Regions from separate parts of the Homo sapiens genome. Here region 2 is linked to region 1. Evidence: chromatin loops called from intact Hi-C (ENCODE). Cell type or tissue: heart left ventricle. All regions are shown on one strand.

Region 1 (8,000 bases):
ACACCGCATATTCTCACTCATAGGTGGGAATTGAACAATGAGATCACATGGACACAGGAAGGGGAATATCACACTCTGGGGACTGTGGTGGGGTCGGGGGAGGGGGGAGGGATAGCATTGGGAGATATACCTAATGCTAGATGACACATTAGTGGGTGCAGCGCACCAGCATGGCACATGTATACATATGTAACTAACCTGCACAATGTGCACATGTACCCTAAAACTTAGAGTATAATAAAAAAAATAAAAATAAATAAAAAAATAAAAAAAAAAAAAAAAGAATGCTATCCTATTGCTGCCTCATCACCATTCACCAGCAATTTCCACAACAGAAGAGTAATCCCTGTTGGCTGAAAGCCTATAGCATATTATGCATCCTCCCTGACTGACCAACTGAAAGTGTTTAATCCTGTATTTCAATCCTATGTGCTCAATCCAAGTGATCCTAGCAGTTATACTACAGAGGCTTGGGGTATAGTCTTAATCCATAAAATGTACTTCTGTAATTTTATATGAATTCTTATTTAGAAAATTTCTCTTAAAACTCTGTTCTCACTAAAATATGACCAATTAGACTAGAATTTCCTTGGATATAGGAGCTGCATATCTTACCCTTACCTGTATTACCCACTGTACAGAACCACATCCAGGACATGGTAAACAAAAACTGCAGGTTGTTAGAATGAAAACAATGTCCACCTGAGTGACATTAAAACCTCAAACAGCTTCTATTTGCCTTTCATAATTTCTATCACAGATTTTTAGAGCTATTCATAGACACACATACACAACATACATGTTATTCTTTTACTGGAGCACAGCTCCATAAGAACAAGACATGAGTCTCATTCTTTGCACCTCTTAAATTTCCTGCTACAATGTTCTGTATATACATTTAAGTAAATATTTGACAAACTGAATTAGAGACTCATGAATGTCCACACAATAATATACAGAACAGAATCATGGATGGATCAAGATATATTTCTATTCGGTTTGGAAACACACATCTATCCCACTCCTACCAGCCCTGAGAGATGAGTGCAGGAGAGAGGATGTACAAGGACATAAAGAACAACAATTTAACCCTTCCAATTATATTTTCCATAAGGTTACAATGTTTAAATTAATTTTCATTCATTTAGTGGACAATAACTGGCCCCAGTAATGCACTTTCTATTTAGGGAAAACAAATCCAAGACTTAAAATTCCAACAGGTAATCTGTAATATAAAAACAGGAAAACCTATAATTTTGCCAATTTTTACTTTCTTGGCATGTTTAAACAGATTTTTTAAACTTGGCCTTAATGAAAAGATCTGAATCTCTGCTGGCAGGTAAAGGTTCTAGTTTCACAGATAAACTGGCTACCATTAACTGCTTTTGCAGAGCCAAAATAACTCCACATGACTGTTTTTCAACTATAGATTTTAAATTTCTGGTCAAACAACTTACCCTCATGAAACTAGTGAGGTTGTTTCATAGTTTCCACATATTATGCACTTAGAAATACAGTCATGCACCCAATAACAATGTTTTAGAGACTGACCCCGTATAAGACTATGGTCTCGTAAGATTATGATACTGTATTTTTACTGTACCTTTTCTATGCTTAGGTATATTTAGATATACAAATACCACTGTGTCACAACGGCCTACAGTATTCAATATAGTAACATGGTGTACAGGTTAGTAGCCTAGGAACAAAAGGTCATACCATATAGCCTAGGTGTATAATAGGCTATACCATGTAGGTTTATGTTAATTAAGTACACTCTATGATGTTCACACAATGACAAAATCGCCTAACAATGCATTTCTCAGAAGATATCCAGTCATTAAGCAATGCATGACTGTAATTTAGCAAAAGACAAGAAAGACAAGAATAAACTCTCTTCCTCTTTCCACATGATGAATCACAGATTTACCGTTTTAATGTTTGAGATCTCTGTGTTGCTCTTGTCTGAACTGCATTTTGACATTGTGATAGCAGTTTATTGGAAAATCACAGCATGCCCAAGCTTCTGCTCTAAAAATAAATGCAAAAATAGCCAAGTTTAAGATTCCTGTAAACTGAACAGAAACACATCTACAAGAGAGCCCTACTGATATGAAGAGTTGAATAAAAGGCCATTATTTTGAATTAAATTTTAAACAAAAGGCATTTAGATTATTTTAGGATACCAAGGCTTACCCTAAAACAAAGAACAAGAGAATAAGCTACAATAGCATGCCTAATTCCCAGAGATCTGGGAGAAATAAAGAGCTAGAGCAAAGTTCAAAAAAAGATTTCAAAGCTAATATAAGGAAATCAAAGTAAATAAAGTCTAAAGATGGTATTTTATAGAAAAATGAAAAAAATAGCTATTATTTCCTAAATTCACATAAACGAAAGAAATAAAGAAGGTCACCAGAAGACGTACTTGGCTGAGAAATCCAAATAACCCAGTAGTAACTCTTTAACACAGGTATGAAATCCATCAGCAATTCCAATTTCCCAAAATGAAATTAAAAACACAAAAGGACAGTTACATCTACACTATACATTTTTATAGAATTAGTTTATAAATAAAATAATTCAAGAACACTGTTAATGTTAATGTCGGGCATAAATTTAAATTTGGGGTGGCTCTCTAAAAGAGATTATAAATCAAAAACTAAGAAAGCATAAAATGTAGATATAAAAAGTTTAATTTGATCAACAAATACTGATTTTGTTAGATCTGACATCAGACTTGGTTTGCGCTCAGGTCTGAGCCTTCTGCAATGCCTCCACTACCATAAGCTCAGGAAAAACAAATTGGCAGTGGCCTCTTTTTACTACTTCCAGTCCTTTAAAAGACATTCTCATGGAGGTTAAAGTTCTCATTTCATACACAAATTTGTTTTGCTAAGAAGTCAACAAAGCAGACTGGGGCAACCTTATCACTACTTTGGCATATACATATTTACCTCAAAATGCTGATTCTAAGTTCTTTCAGAGTTTCCAAGTCTGTATTAATTCATACCCTAGGTAACCTAAAAGCAATCAGAGAGAAATTTTAGAAGAGACAACTCATTTTTTAAAACGAACTTTAAGAGATGTTCTACTTTTTAAGATCCCTCATAAAATTCTTTATCTGTTGGGCAACAAGACAATGCATGTCTAAAAGAACTGCCCTTTAAAATTGGGATATTATGTTCTAATACAGCCAGGAAAAACAACTTGTTAGTACAATCCAATTAGATAGAAGGGATAACTCTTGGCATTAAATTACCTTTTCCCTCAGTAAAACTTGGCTTTAAAAATACTTAAACACTATGATAAATCAGTACCATGCTGTATATGAGCATATCTTCCTATCTCCCAATATGTCAGTGCTTATGTTTTCATTTTTCTTTTTGTTTTTTATTTTTTTTTTCTATTTTGTAGAGCTGGGGCCACCCCATGTTTCCCAGGCTGGTCTCGAACTCCTGGGCTCAAGTGATCCTCCCACCGTGGCCTCCCAAAGTGCTGTAGTCCCAAAAGATTACCCAAATACCACTGCATTACAACTGCCTACAGTACTCAGTACAGTAACATGCTGTATTGAATACTGCAGATTACAGGTGTGAGCCACTGCAACCAGCCAAATTTGTGTTTTCTAAGGCTACCTCAGACTTCATTTAATTTTTAATTTCATTCTATACCGCCACCTAGTAGGATGCAAAGACCACGCACACCAACATGTCCTGCTGTGTCACCCTCTAGAGATGATTTCCAATTCAGACTCACCTCATTCCTAGAAATGCCATAATCAAATTACTAAGTTGATAATCCTTTAAAATTCAATGTCACCCAACTATTACAAAATTATTGCTAAGTTATCCACATTATTTCCATTGATAATTCCATACATACATTAGAAAGGTAATATGTCAAGTATAATAGCAACTTATTTTATACTGGTAATTCAAAGCTAATAGGTCATTTTCTCATTTTAATTGATCACTGTGAAGTAAAGTACAAACCTGCAAAATCCTGTTTCATAGGCCCCTTTAAGATAACTCTGAAACAGGCACGCCACATATCAGACAGTCAAGTTTTAGTACAAACTAGCAAACTTAATCCACATTAGCAACTAAATGCAGTAACGAGGCTGTATCCTTTCACAGGCTAGTAGCAAGAAAGAGCTAACCATTCAGATCTGAAGCCTAAAGGCACCTAGAACTTTCTGCTGTGAATTTTCAAAATTGGTGACAAAATAATTTCAACTCATCCATGTTATTATGCATCACAGATTCTGACATTATTAACTTTGCAAATATTACCATCCAGATTTCATTCCTACTCTCACAAAGCCCAAAATGCATGACTTCTATAAAGTTCCAGGATAAACAAATGGAAAAAAACCACAATATAGTGACATTAAAACAGTATAAGCAATACTCATGGTAAGCTAACAGAGAAAACTAAAAAAATGTATGAAGCACTTTAAGTTCCTAGTAACAAAAGTGCTATGTGAGATACAAGGCATTATTTTAACTGCAATCACGCCTACATCACTTAGGACAGCCATGGTATAGATACAAAATACTGACTGTTGACGTAAGGACAAATACAAATTAAAAATAAGAGGCATAGTTCTCCCTGCTGAAAATAAAAGGGAAGAGGTCCCTTTCCCCTTTTCTTTTCCAGATTTTATTTCTCCCTCCCTTTCAATGTATATAAATTTAAGTCTCTAGTCTTATAACTTGGCTATGTTTCCTAAGGACCTGAAAGCCATCTCTGAAATGGGAAATAACACTCAATCGCCTGGTTTCCTAGGAGGAGATGGGCCTAATCTGTCACCTGACTCCAAAATGTAAAACCTACCTCTAGTCATAAAAATGTGAAAAAAAATTAGCAATTTTATCTTGAAAATATGGATGTAATGGATTGTAACCATTTAGTTACATAAAACAGTAAGATTTCTTTCTGTCTTTGCCATCCCTTTAGTGACTGCCTGTGATGGGCACAGCAGTCTGATTTAATGTTCATTCAATAATAACATTGTTTTCTTTCTTTTCTACCTTTGTGGAGCAATTTTCTGGGTTGGGAGATTTTGGTTTTAATTGTATTTCCCTAACATTAGCTTTTTTATTTTTTAAATATAGCCCAAATCTCAAACAGTATTCATACCAAATAATAAAATTCCATTTCTTAGAACTTAAATACTGGAGAAGCCCTAAAATATGCTGGCCAACTACATGGAGGAATTTTTAAAAATGAAAATGAAAGTGGGCAAACAGCCACACTGAAAATGAATCCACACATAGAATCCAAGTTGTTTGAAAACAACTCCTACCTACTTCCCTTTTCTAAGTTGTAGAGCAGAAAAAGTCTCAGATGTTTTTAGCTAACTTAATAAGCAAATTGATGCTCTTGCCTCTTAATATACACATTTATATTTATACATATACTTATATATACATATAAACATGTATTTAATGGACGTATTTGCCTCAAAACACTGATTCTGAGTTTTCAGTGACATCTATACACTGTCACTCCCTTCTCATGTATACCCGCCTATGCAGGAGGCACTGAGTAAGGCAACTGGGGATATAGGAAGCAGCCTCTTTTTTTTTTCCTTTGTACCTATCTTTCTTTTAAAAATTATCTTAATGCCAGCAAGCAGTTCAGTGTCAGAATACCAAGGTTTAAATCCAGACTCCACTACCTCGCTAACATTGTTTACTTGCCTGTAAAACAGAAACACCTGACTATTACGAGGATTACACAAGATCTTAAACTTAGTAGAGAGAAAATAAAATGCTTGGAACATACAAAATCCATATCATACAAAATATCTCTACCTAGAACCATTTTTTTTAGCATAATTCTTAAACTCTTAAAATTTTATGAAACCCTTAAAGAAAACCTAAAATGTTTCATTAACCGTAAGATTCGGCATAGAAAATGCATTCTCATATAATGCATAGAAGATTTTATACAGAATTTATAGCCAGATTAACCTGAAAAACCACAAACTCCTGAATGGGGATCAGGAGATGCCACCCCCAACTATGCCACTTTGGTATATTATTTTGAGCTGAAAGCAATTAAGAATCAACAGATTCAGGAAAAGTTCTATGCCTTCCCTTTTTCTACTTAAGAGTAAGGCATAAACTCCCCCTTCTTCTACACCAGGAAGAAAAGAACAATCCTTATCACAGCACAGAGAGATGGCACCAAGATGAATCTGCATAAACAAACCTTAATAAATAAACCTTTTCTACCAATGGTTTCCTCCATACACCGTCTAATCACCTTCCCACAGTTTATCAACCCTAGAAATCCAAACATCCCCTCCTTTGTCCTTCCACAATTTATCACTCTTTGTTAAGATGGTATATGAGCCTCTAAATCTAAGTGTTTCTTTGGGATTTTACATCTTTTTCTTTGATGCCCCTGTGCGTGCAAAAATATTAACATCAATACAAGCTGTAGACCTCTTCCCCTGTTAATGTCTTTTGTTAGTTTAATTCACAGATCCCAGCAATAGAGCCTAAGTGGGTGGAGGAAAAGTTTTCCTCCCCTACATTCCAAACAAGCTAGCCATTATGCATTTACATTAAGATGAAAATCAATGCAATTAAATCACAAAATATGGTACCTAACGTAAAGTAAATTTAAACAGTTTTGTATTCACTAGTTCTCTTGAAAAACAAACAAAAAATACTGTGTACTACTTACTGGCTGGACAGACATCACTGAAAACATTATTTCACTGAACTGTTTCTTAGGCAATAAAATGTTTCACAGAGAAACAAGAAATAGTAATAATCATGGATATTTCAAAAATATAAAAAAGAAATCAAAAGAAAATATCCAACATATCCACAGTATATAAAACAAGTATTTCAAGGATTTATCAACTATTATTTAGTGAATATAGACTATGAAAAGATTAAGGTCAAACCAAGGATTAAGAGACTAAAGAGAAAAAAAAAACAATAATTTCAAGAATTTAAACACTGGTATCTTTGCATATTTAAATACAAAACACAAGAACTATTTATATTTTTACTTTTAATTGTCATTTGTCTTTTTAAAAAGTTTTTTTTTTAGTTTACCCTAACACTATGGGTATGAACTTTACATTTCTGTCATTCTTAATTAAAATTCGCTGCACATTAACCTAGTCATTACCACACACACAAAAAAAACTTCATATAGAAACGCTCCCTTCATCATTACCATTTATAAGAGCAAAGAAACACTCCCCGCCACCAATTTACATGTCTAACAATGATTGAGGAAATGGTTTGGTAAACCCTGGTTCATTTTACATGGTGAAGTTCAATTCAGCCATTTAAAATGGTAAGTTTATAATGAACAAAAATGCTTATGTTGAGAGCAGCAGCAGGCAGACAAATGCCTAGGCAGACAGGGGTAGGTCCCCAGTGAAACCCCACCTTCAAATCAAAGACAGTTTAAAGCCTGAAGGTCGAGATACACAGTATTTTTTGTTTGTTTTTCAAGAGAACTACAAGTCCCAGATAAATCCAGGGACCGGATTGAGAACCTGTCTTGCCATTTGGCACACTTTCCTCTGATTGATCCTCACCCTTCACCTATCTTACATATACCTACACTTCCCTAATTGGTTTCTTACACTGTCAAGCCCACCTTTGAGTGGTGCTTTTAACTTTTTTTTGCATACTCACAAACCAATCAGCACACACTCCCCTATTCTGAGCCTGTAAAAGCCCAGGACCCAGCCACACTGGGGGAAAAACCACACAACTTCGGGTGGGGAACCACCCCCGCATCCCCTTTCTGCTGAGAACTGTTTCATTGCTCAATAAAATTTACGTCTGCCTTCCTCACCCTTCAGTTGTCAGCATATCCTCATTCTTCTTGGATGCAGAACAAGAACTCAGGAACCGCCAAACGTGGGTATGAGCCGTAACACAGGTAGGCTGGGGCATGACTGGCCCAGCCACTAGCTGAGCCAGAGCACAAGCCAGGTGTGGCACAGGCAGGCCAAGTGG
Region 2 (8,000 bases), 49 kb after region 1:
ACCACATGAGTACTCAGCATAGGCTAAAAGCCCTGTGTATGCCCGTTTCCCAGGAAGGAGAGTAGTGGGAATATCTCTCAAGAAACAGAATGAGCCCCAGAGAAAACACGTGCAAATACTGACAGGCAGTGTTCTCCAATGATGAGTCCAGGTGCCCACCTGGTGACCCTAGTGGAAAAGCTCACCAGTTGGCACACACAACTTCCAATCAGCTTTTGGATGCCTCACTCTTAAAACATGAACAGATCCATAGGATCACCATATATTTGAGAAAAATTCACAACGTGAAAGATAGAGACTGAGACCACCAAAATAAAGAGAACTCAGAGAAAATGAGGGCAACACAGGGAGCAGAAAAGACTTCCCCTCAGACCACAATCATTAACGTCCACAGAGAGACAAAATCTGCATCCACGCATCAAGAGCAGGACACTGTAAAACAAAGACAGGATAATAACCAAAGGTTTTATTAACTTGGAAAATAAAAATTCAATAAAACATTCAGATTGGGAAGATAAAAATGAATAATTCTTCCTGAAAGCAGATCAGAAACATAGACGAAAAATAGAAAAGATAAAAAATATTAGAGCATCAGCCTGGGTGTAGGGGAGGGTCCAACATTGAAATAATAGGTGGTCCAGAAAGAAAGAATGTAAATAATCACAAGAAAATTTAAGAAATTTCCCATGAAGGCCCAGCACAAGGTTTAACACCCGGGATACAACACCATCATGACAGTTCAGAACACCAAGAATAAAGAGATCTTAAATGTTTCCAGGAAGGGTGGATAAAAAAACCTAAGTCACATATAAAGGTACGGGAATCAGAATGGCATCAGAAATCTCAACCAGCACGCTTGGGAGGGGCTAGGGGAGGGTATTATTTTCCACCTGTCATTCTATGCTCAGCCACATTTCTGTTAAGGGCAGAATACAGACATCTTAAGTCATGCAAAAATCTCAAAATATTTACAACCATATTTACTTCCCATGTTCTCTTCCTCAGGAAGTTATTAAAGAATGTGCCACACCAAAAAAAAAAAAAAAGTAAAGAGAGAGAATAGCAAATTAATGGGGACATTTGGAGGAGAAAGGACATGTAACCATAACACACTGCTGGGCTTGGGAGTCAACAATCCTTAAGTGCTCCAGGTAATGTCAACACCTAATAGAAATGTACTAAATGATGTGATCTAGCTATACTGGAAAACCAAAGCACGGTATGGTAAGAGTGAAATCCTCCTCTACTGTGACAGCAAGCCAGTAGATGTTTCTAAATTAAAAAATAAAGTGTAAGCACGTTATGTAGAAATGCAAACATAAGAGAGTTGAAAGTGGTTACTTCTAAGCAGCGAGACTTAGGGGACTGCTAGTTCTTGTTAAAAGCCTTATTGTATTTCTTTTAATTTAAAAAAAATTTACAAGCAATGGGGTGGTTTGTCCTGCAGACTTCCACATCCATTTTCTATATCCAGCTTCTTCCATAGAAGCCTATACTCAAATGAGATTTTTTTTTCCTTTGCAAAATATCAGTTGACTGCCAACCTGAACCAAATGACTTTCAGGCATCTTGCCAGTAGATGTTTTAAACAATATTACAAGTTGTAATAGGTGAGAGAAGTATCTTGCAGAGGTTTTTCTGAACAAGGTCTAGACCCATAAAATGAAATGATTCACATTTGGGTTGGCTCTTCCCAGGCTCTTCGAGCATCTAATTTAGGCAAGGACTGCATGGTGCCCAGAGTTATAAACTATCACATAATCTTTATTATCTGTACCTTTGAGCTTTCATTGATGCCAGGGAGCTCATTAATTAGCTCATTTTCCATGGGGCTCTTGGCCTTCCAGATGGAATCACTCCAAGCTCCCAGCAGCTTTCTGGTTGGAAGGCTGAAATTCTTTCAGGAGGGGAGACAGACTATAATCAGACTGGTTTAGAGGCCAGATTTTGGCTGTCATCGACTCAGATGTGCTATGTAAATTCTTCTGGCCATGCTGGAATTCTGTAAACTTGAAACCCACTGCTTGAAATGAGCAAGTCCTTGGCTAGCAAAGAAAGAAACGTGATTCCTGGAGTAAGAGCGACGCTGGTATGTCAAATGACAAGCTGTTGCAGCTGTCAAGGGTATTTCAGAAGGAATTGGGGATGAGCTTGAAGGTGAGTAAGAATTCCTCATGGGAAAAATACAAGAACAAAACAAATGTCGATAGTTGGTCTAAACTTTTTGGTTTTGCTTGAATGTGGACATTTTAATCTAGTCATTTTATCTTTTTCTCAGGACATTGGTGTGCCCAGTGGAAGTTTCCTACAAGGGGTGACAGCTCTGGACAGGGCATCAGGTGCCTGTGTGCTCACTGCAAGTCTGCCCCTGGTCGGCTATATGATCTTGGTCAAGCTGCTCTGTCTCTCTGGGTCCAGCTAGACAAGATGCTCACTGAGTCCCCTCCTGACTCATTTGTGATTTTATAAGGGTTGCCTGGTACATGCTTTCTGAAGGGGAGAGCAAGGGGAGGAGGAACCAATGCAGAGACTCACCACGGACCTGAGTCTTGGCAGGGAGGAGAGAGCAGAGGGAGCCTGGGGCTGAGGAAGACTGGGGGCAGGGGTGCTAGAGATGCCTCTCTTCTTTCACAAACCTCCTGTGCTGGCCTGCTCCCGGAGTGCTGTCCAGAAAGCCTCTTCAAGAAACCCATTACAAGTGACCACAAAGAATGCCCGTTCCAAGACATGCATTCTGAGGGAGGTGTGCACCAAAGCTTTAGTGGGCAGGAAGCTACCCCACCACCCAGCTCCAGCACTGCTGGGAGCTGATTCCAGCCCAGCCACTCCTCATGGCTTTTATATGGCCCTGCTGGGCCCTGGCGATCTGGTTTGAAAATCATGGTTCTATCTCAATCCAATCAATGGAAAACTGAATTTCAAGTGTTATCTCCCCTCAAACAAAAAACAAAACAAAAAAACAACAAAAAAAACAGGGTGAAAAAGAGCACACAGTGGCTCTCAACACAGCTTTCACCTTCCTCCCTGGATTCTGCCATTCCTGGATGTGCTTACACAGAGCTGGCTGCTCGGATTTCCCCTAGTGAATGCAACCAGTTACCGGACTGCGACAGGTGCATGGACCCCAGCACCTTCTCTCAAACACCCACGCTTGGAGGAAAACGTGGCAGCTCTCTCCCCAGCTGGGGCTTGGCCTGGGGTGCCCACCCTCTTTCTCATTAAGCAGCCCTTCATCTGAGAGGTAAGAAACTCAAGTTCATCCAGCGTGTGAACCTGCAATGTGGGGTGTGCTAAGATCCAGGCGGGCTAATGATCACTAACAATGCTCCCTATCCAACCCAGCAAGGCACACAAGGACAAAACCCCACCTACGGATCCAGCTGCATGCCTGAGTTTTGAGTACACAGCCAAAGAAAAAAGCATGCTCAGGTTGTCCAGAAAAAAAAGGAAACCTGAAAAAAAAAAAAAAACCACAATAGCGAGAAAGGGGGTCTAAGTTTCCTCGGAGGTCCTCAACTGTCTGTAGAAGTGCCCCACCCAGAACCCAAAATAAAATGAAGTAACCCCGCCCCTGGTCAGGGTCCTGTCTTTTTTATTATCCAGACACACGTATCAGAGCCTGCTAACATCCAGTTGTGGGAAGAGCAGCAAGCAGTACACCAGGAGCCACAGGAAGAGAATAAAATACATCATATCCGGCTGCTGGACAAGCTGTGTCAGGGAGTCACTCTGCGGGCTGTGGCTCCCCAGTGACATGGCTTCTCCTGAGCTGTTGGCCTTCCTACAGAAGAAACACAGAGGAAACGCAGTTACCAAGCAGGTTCCCAGGAAAGTGGACCCCACCCAGTGCTACCCGTCTCTCCCCGGCCCCCACTCCCCGCCTGAAGACCCGAAGGCTCCCCAGCACCATGTCCAGGTAGGCCCCACACTGTGTGTACTGGCCCAAGGCAGTGCGTCGGGCCATCCAGGCAGCCCCTCGAGCTTTTGCACGTACTCCGTTCATCTCCATAACATCAGGTGAGAGGAGGTGGCAGCCCCATTCTGCAGATGGACACACTGAGGCTTTCGGGGTGGAGTGACTTGCCCAAGGCCATGCAATTAACTTGGCGACAGAGAGGGCGCCTAGGCCAGGTCTCCTGGGACACCTTTCTTGATGCCACAGTGCTCTCAGAGAGTGACACGGAGTTAGATACTGATCGCTTGCTGCTGTTTGTTAGTAACGCAGGGGACCCCATAGGTCATCTAAGGGATGAAGTGTCCCTAATAGCAGATCATTTTAAATCATCTATCAGAAAGAAACAAAGACCTCTCCCATTCCCCACAGTTTTGTTTTGGCTTTGGAATATTACCTTTAAAATAATTACTAGATTTGATTTCAGTCAGATTTACCTTCCTGCTTTTATTTTATAGGTGGTAGTGTTAAAATGTCATTTCAGTTTTGCCTGGCGGATCATAGGGAAGCCCAGAAGGTTTTGCCTGGGGCTGGGGCCTCTGCTTGGAGCTGCATGTAGAGAAGCCTGCAGTGTAAGCCTCTTAGGGTGGTTTCGTGCGGTGTAATGGAGATTACGAGAGGCTAAAACCACTTGTCCCAGAACTATCTCCTGATAGCAGGAGCGAGGGGCAGGGTGGGATTAAACATCTGCCACAGTCTACATACTGAATGATAAATACCCACATGATGGTCTTCTTTAAAAAGCTGTCCACAGAAACAAGTTAAACTATATACTTTTTATAGAGACACGGTCTCTCTGTGTTGCCCAGGCTAGTCTCAAACTCCTGGCCTCAAGCAGTCCTCCCTCCTTGGCCTCCCAAAGTGCTGGGATTACAGGCGTGAGCCACCATGCGCAGCCTAAACCATATTTTTTATTATAAAGGTAATAAATGCTCAATGTAGACAACTGAAAACACGACTGCATTTCTCAACTTTACAGGTTCTATTTTCAACGCCTCTATCTCATAAGAGCAAAAAGGATTATTTTCCTATGAGCATATCCAGCCTGGTGGAAAACTTGAATTAGTATTTCCATTTCATGGCAGGGGAAAGGAGCTGTCTTGCTTCTTTTTTAGCAGCCAGAGGGATGGGGTTCTAATGACCACACTCTTGGGTGTTGGGTAATATTCAGACAGAGGCTTCCGATTCCAGTAATCTAAATCCTTCCAAGCCAATTCAAATCTGTGGCGAGTAAATAAAATTTTTTAAAAATAAAAACATAATAAAGCAACTCTATGACTTCAACAGGAATGGGGACGTCTCAGAATTGTAAGAATTTGAGACGTTTTTCTGGTTTCCTATGTTTTAAATGGGCAGGTTTCCAGCAATTCAGCAACATTAGGCCAGGCCAACAGTTCTCCGACAGCAAGAAATACTTTCATAGACATCCTGGCATGTTTGCTTTCCCTCTTCATGTCTGCTCTGATGCCATAAAACTGTAAAATCAGCTCAGTAAGCTTCTGAGTACTGTACCTGCAGTGGCAACAGAGAATGGACAGGCGTCAGGGGCTACAGCATTCACAGGGGCCACACAGCCTCACAAGACCACCACCTCTTCTCCTGCCTGGCCGTCCCTTTGCTAACTACCCTATACCACTAAACCACCCTATACTCTATACCACTCATTTAAACACAGCTGCAGGCTCAGAACCCAGACCCGTCTTTAAACTGACTCATTTTCGGAACCGGGCCCTAACCATCAGTGTTAATTAATATCTACTTTTCCTTTCTACTCATATTCAATTTACATCATTTTCTCTGGAATAGTTATTTTCTTGCATTATCCCAAATTATTAATACTGTTATCAACAAAGCAGTGGGAGAATAACCACCCCTGTAAGGCAGGCTGCAGAATGTAAAAACATTTTATTACTACCCCCACAAAACCTGAAGTAAAGCCACCAACCTGGTTAATATTCGGTTTCTTCTGTCATCCAGATCTGCTGCGTTCCTCAACTGAACATAGCTAAAATGATCCTACAGTGAAATTTATAAACAAAAGCCCCCGCAACCCAATTAGTAAAGATGAAATCTCTGAAACAGAAGATAAAACGATTTTAAACACACAAAGCCGAGCATGCCGGGCATTTCTCAATACCGCCAGCGTCTAGATCCAAAATCAAAGTGCTAAACAATATACATTCCTCTACCTCCTCCCCTAAGCCCCTCCCTTGTGAGTGCGAGAGACCCCACCACCCGGAACCCGGATTGGGGTGTGCTGCTCCGGGTTCTAACACATCTGCTACTGAGCACGTGCCACTGTCCATCGGACCTTGACTCATGTTGCACCTCTGTCTCTGAACGTGATCCTTCTGGGTGCGCGCGGGGTCCAGGTGAGGCGTTTTGGGTGCGTTTTTATAGCAAGGAGGCCTTTGGGCTTTAAAATCCTCACTTTATTTACATCTCTTATTGCCCAAACCGGATATCCGATCGGACTGTGCTTAATGATAAGGTTCCAATCTGCTTGTCTTCTATCCAAAAGTATAGCTGTTGCATGCCAGTAATTTCAAAGCTCTGGGCTGGGGAGGAGGAAGGATGGAAAGGAATTGATTAGCAGGGGCCGTGCGGAAAGAGAAGAAATTCACATACTAACCGATTCCGAAGACCTATGAGTATGTCGTCGAAGGTAAATGCTGGAGTCACTGTGACTAGTCCTGAAAAACAAACACATGTTTTGAATTGGTACCACCTGGAGCTCTTCATGGCTCAGTTGTACGGTCACCCCCATCCTGGGGTTTCCACGTATGGGTTTAGGCAAGCGACAACTTCACAGCCAGGGACAGAAATGACAGATTTTATATCTAACATGCCTACTTTGGTTGGACAGTGCTTACAAATAGGATGGATATTAGTGATACACACATTGGGCCCTCATCTACAAGAAAAATCAAAGTCAGGATTTTAAATAGAAAGCAAGGCACATATTCTTAAAAATCAAAGCATTTGGAGCAGGAAGTAACCCAAGCATCCTGATGTGCTGGGACTCACCAGAGGTTCTCTGCAATTAGTCAGACCTGGGCCTAGACCAGGCTGCCCTGACTCTCTCTACCTGCGTCTGAGGTCCAAAATGTACAAGTGGGAATGCTTGCCTCGCACTTTTCACATTCCACCCAGTCCTAGCGGAATGGAGGGTAACGTCCTATTTCCTTGAAGGATGGAGCCCCGCCTGAATCACCCCTGTGGCTGACCTCTTTCTCCCTCTCCTGAAGTCCCCAGGCCTAGCAGACTCCATTGCATAGTGGCTGCTCAAGGACTCTTTGAGAATTAATCTGCTTAGGGAGAAGCTGAGCAGTTGGGCAAATCCCCTGCACTGTTTGTCCAAAGTGCTCACCTGCACTGACAGCAGAGCCCAGCGACATGAGAAGATCATAGATGACTGCTAGACAGTCACACCCAGGGGCAGGGACAGGCACGCTGGGAGTCAAAGGCCAAGTGGGCAGCAGCCTTCTGTTGTGCCTTGGCCCTCCTCCCCCTGCCTCTGTTTCCCCAAAGTCCAGGCACAGAAGCAAGGCAGAGGGAGGTGGAAAGCCAGGCACCTGCCAGCAACTCCTCTGGCTCTGTCTGTATGGGCTTCTCCCTACCCCTCCCCAAATGCATACCTCAATAGTTTTCTGTTGCAGCTTGTATTACATCATCACAGGCAACAAGGGGGCACAAAAAGAATGTGGAATGTGGAGTGGGACACATCTGAGTCCAAGACTCCCTAAGCTGGGGAAGTTACCTGGCCCCCTGACCTTCTTTGTCTGCCATATGAGGCACAGTCCCACCAATGTGTCTATAGGTGACGTGAGAATGAATGAGAAAATGAATGTGAAGTTCCTGGGCACAGTAAGGGCTTGATCAACACTGACTGACTATTGTGACGATGAGAGAGGGGAGAGACCAGGGTCTTCTGATTTTCAGCAGTTACACATTTTCCCTGGGACAAATCTGGCTCATCTGGTGGCCTTGGAGTGACAGAGCAGAGGTGTGCTATGAGATTCCTGTAGATCAGTTAAATCTCATTATC

Evidence for each region. Hi-C counts contacts between places; a loop is a spot of excess contacts. Peaks named below come from ENCODE experiments on the same cell type or tissue, not always from the same donor. Only the 100,000 strongest peaks of a DNase experiment are listed, where the experiment ranks them.
Region 2: a loop joins it to region 1, with 2.4 times the contacts of the local background. A loop is called at or near these places in 8 of 110 quality-filtered maps.

The regions. Positions count from the first base shown.
Region 1 is chr14:95,138,729-95,146,728 of GRCh38, forward strand. All of the region lies in intron 1 of DICER1 (dicer 1, ribonuclease III), which reads right to left. Among named protein-coding and RNA genes, the nearest start is that of MIR3173, 4.7 kb to the left of the region's middle. In heart left ventricle, no CTCF peak of the experiment used is centred here; no DNase peak of the experiment used is centred here; H3K4me3 peaks cover 781 bases; H3K27ac peaks cover 872 bases.
Region 2 is chr14:95,187,952-95,195,951 of GRCh38, forward strand. CLMN (calmin) reads right to left here. Exons shown (of 13, transcript NM_024734.4): 11 at 6,585-6,645; 12 at 5,898-5,968; 13 at 1-3,781. The coding sequence ends at 3,613. Among named protein-coding and RNA genes, the nearest start is that of DICER1-AS1, 34 kb to the left of the region's middle. In heart left ventricle, no CTCF peak of the experiment used is centred here; no DNase peak of the experiment used is centred here; H3K27ac peaks cover 1,273 bases; H3K27me3 peaks cover 1,438 bases.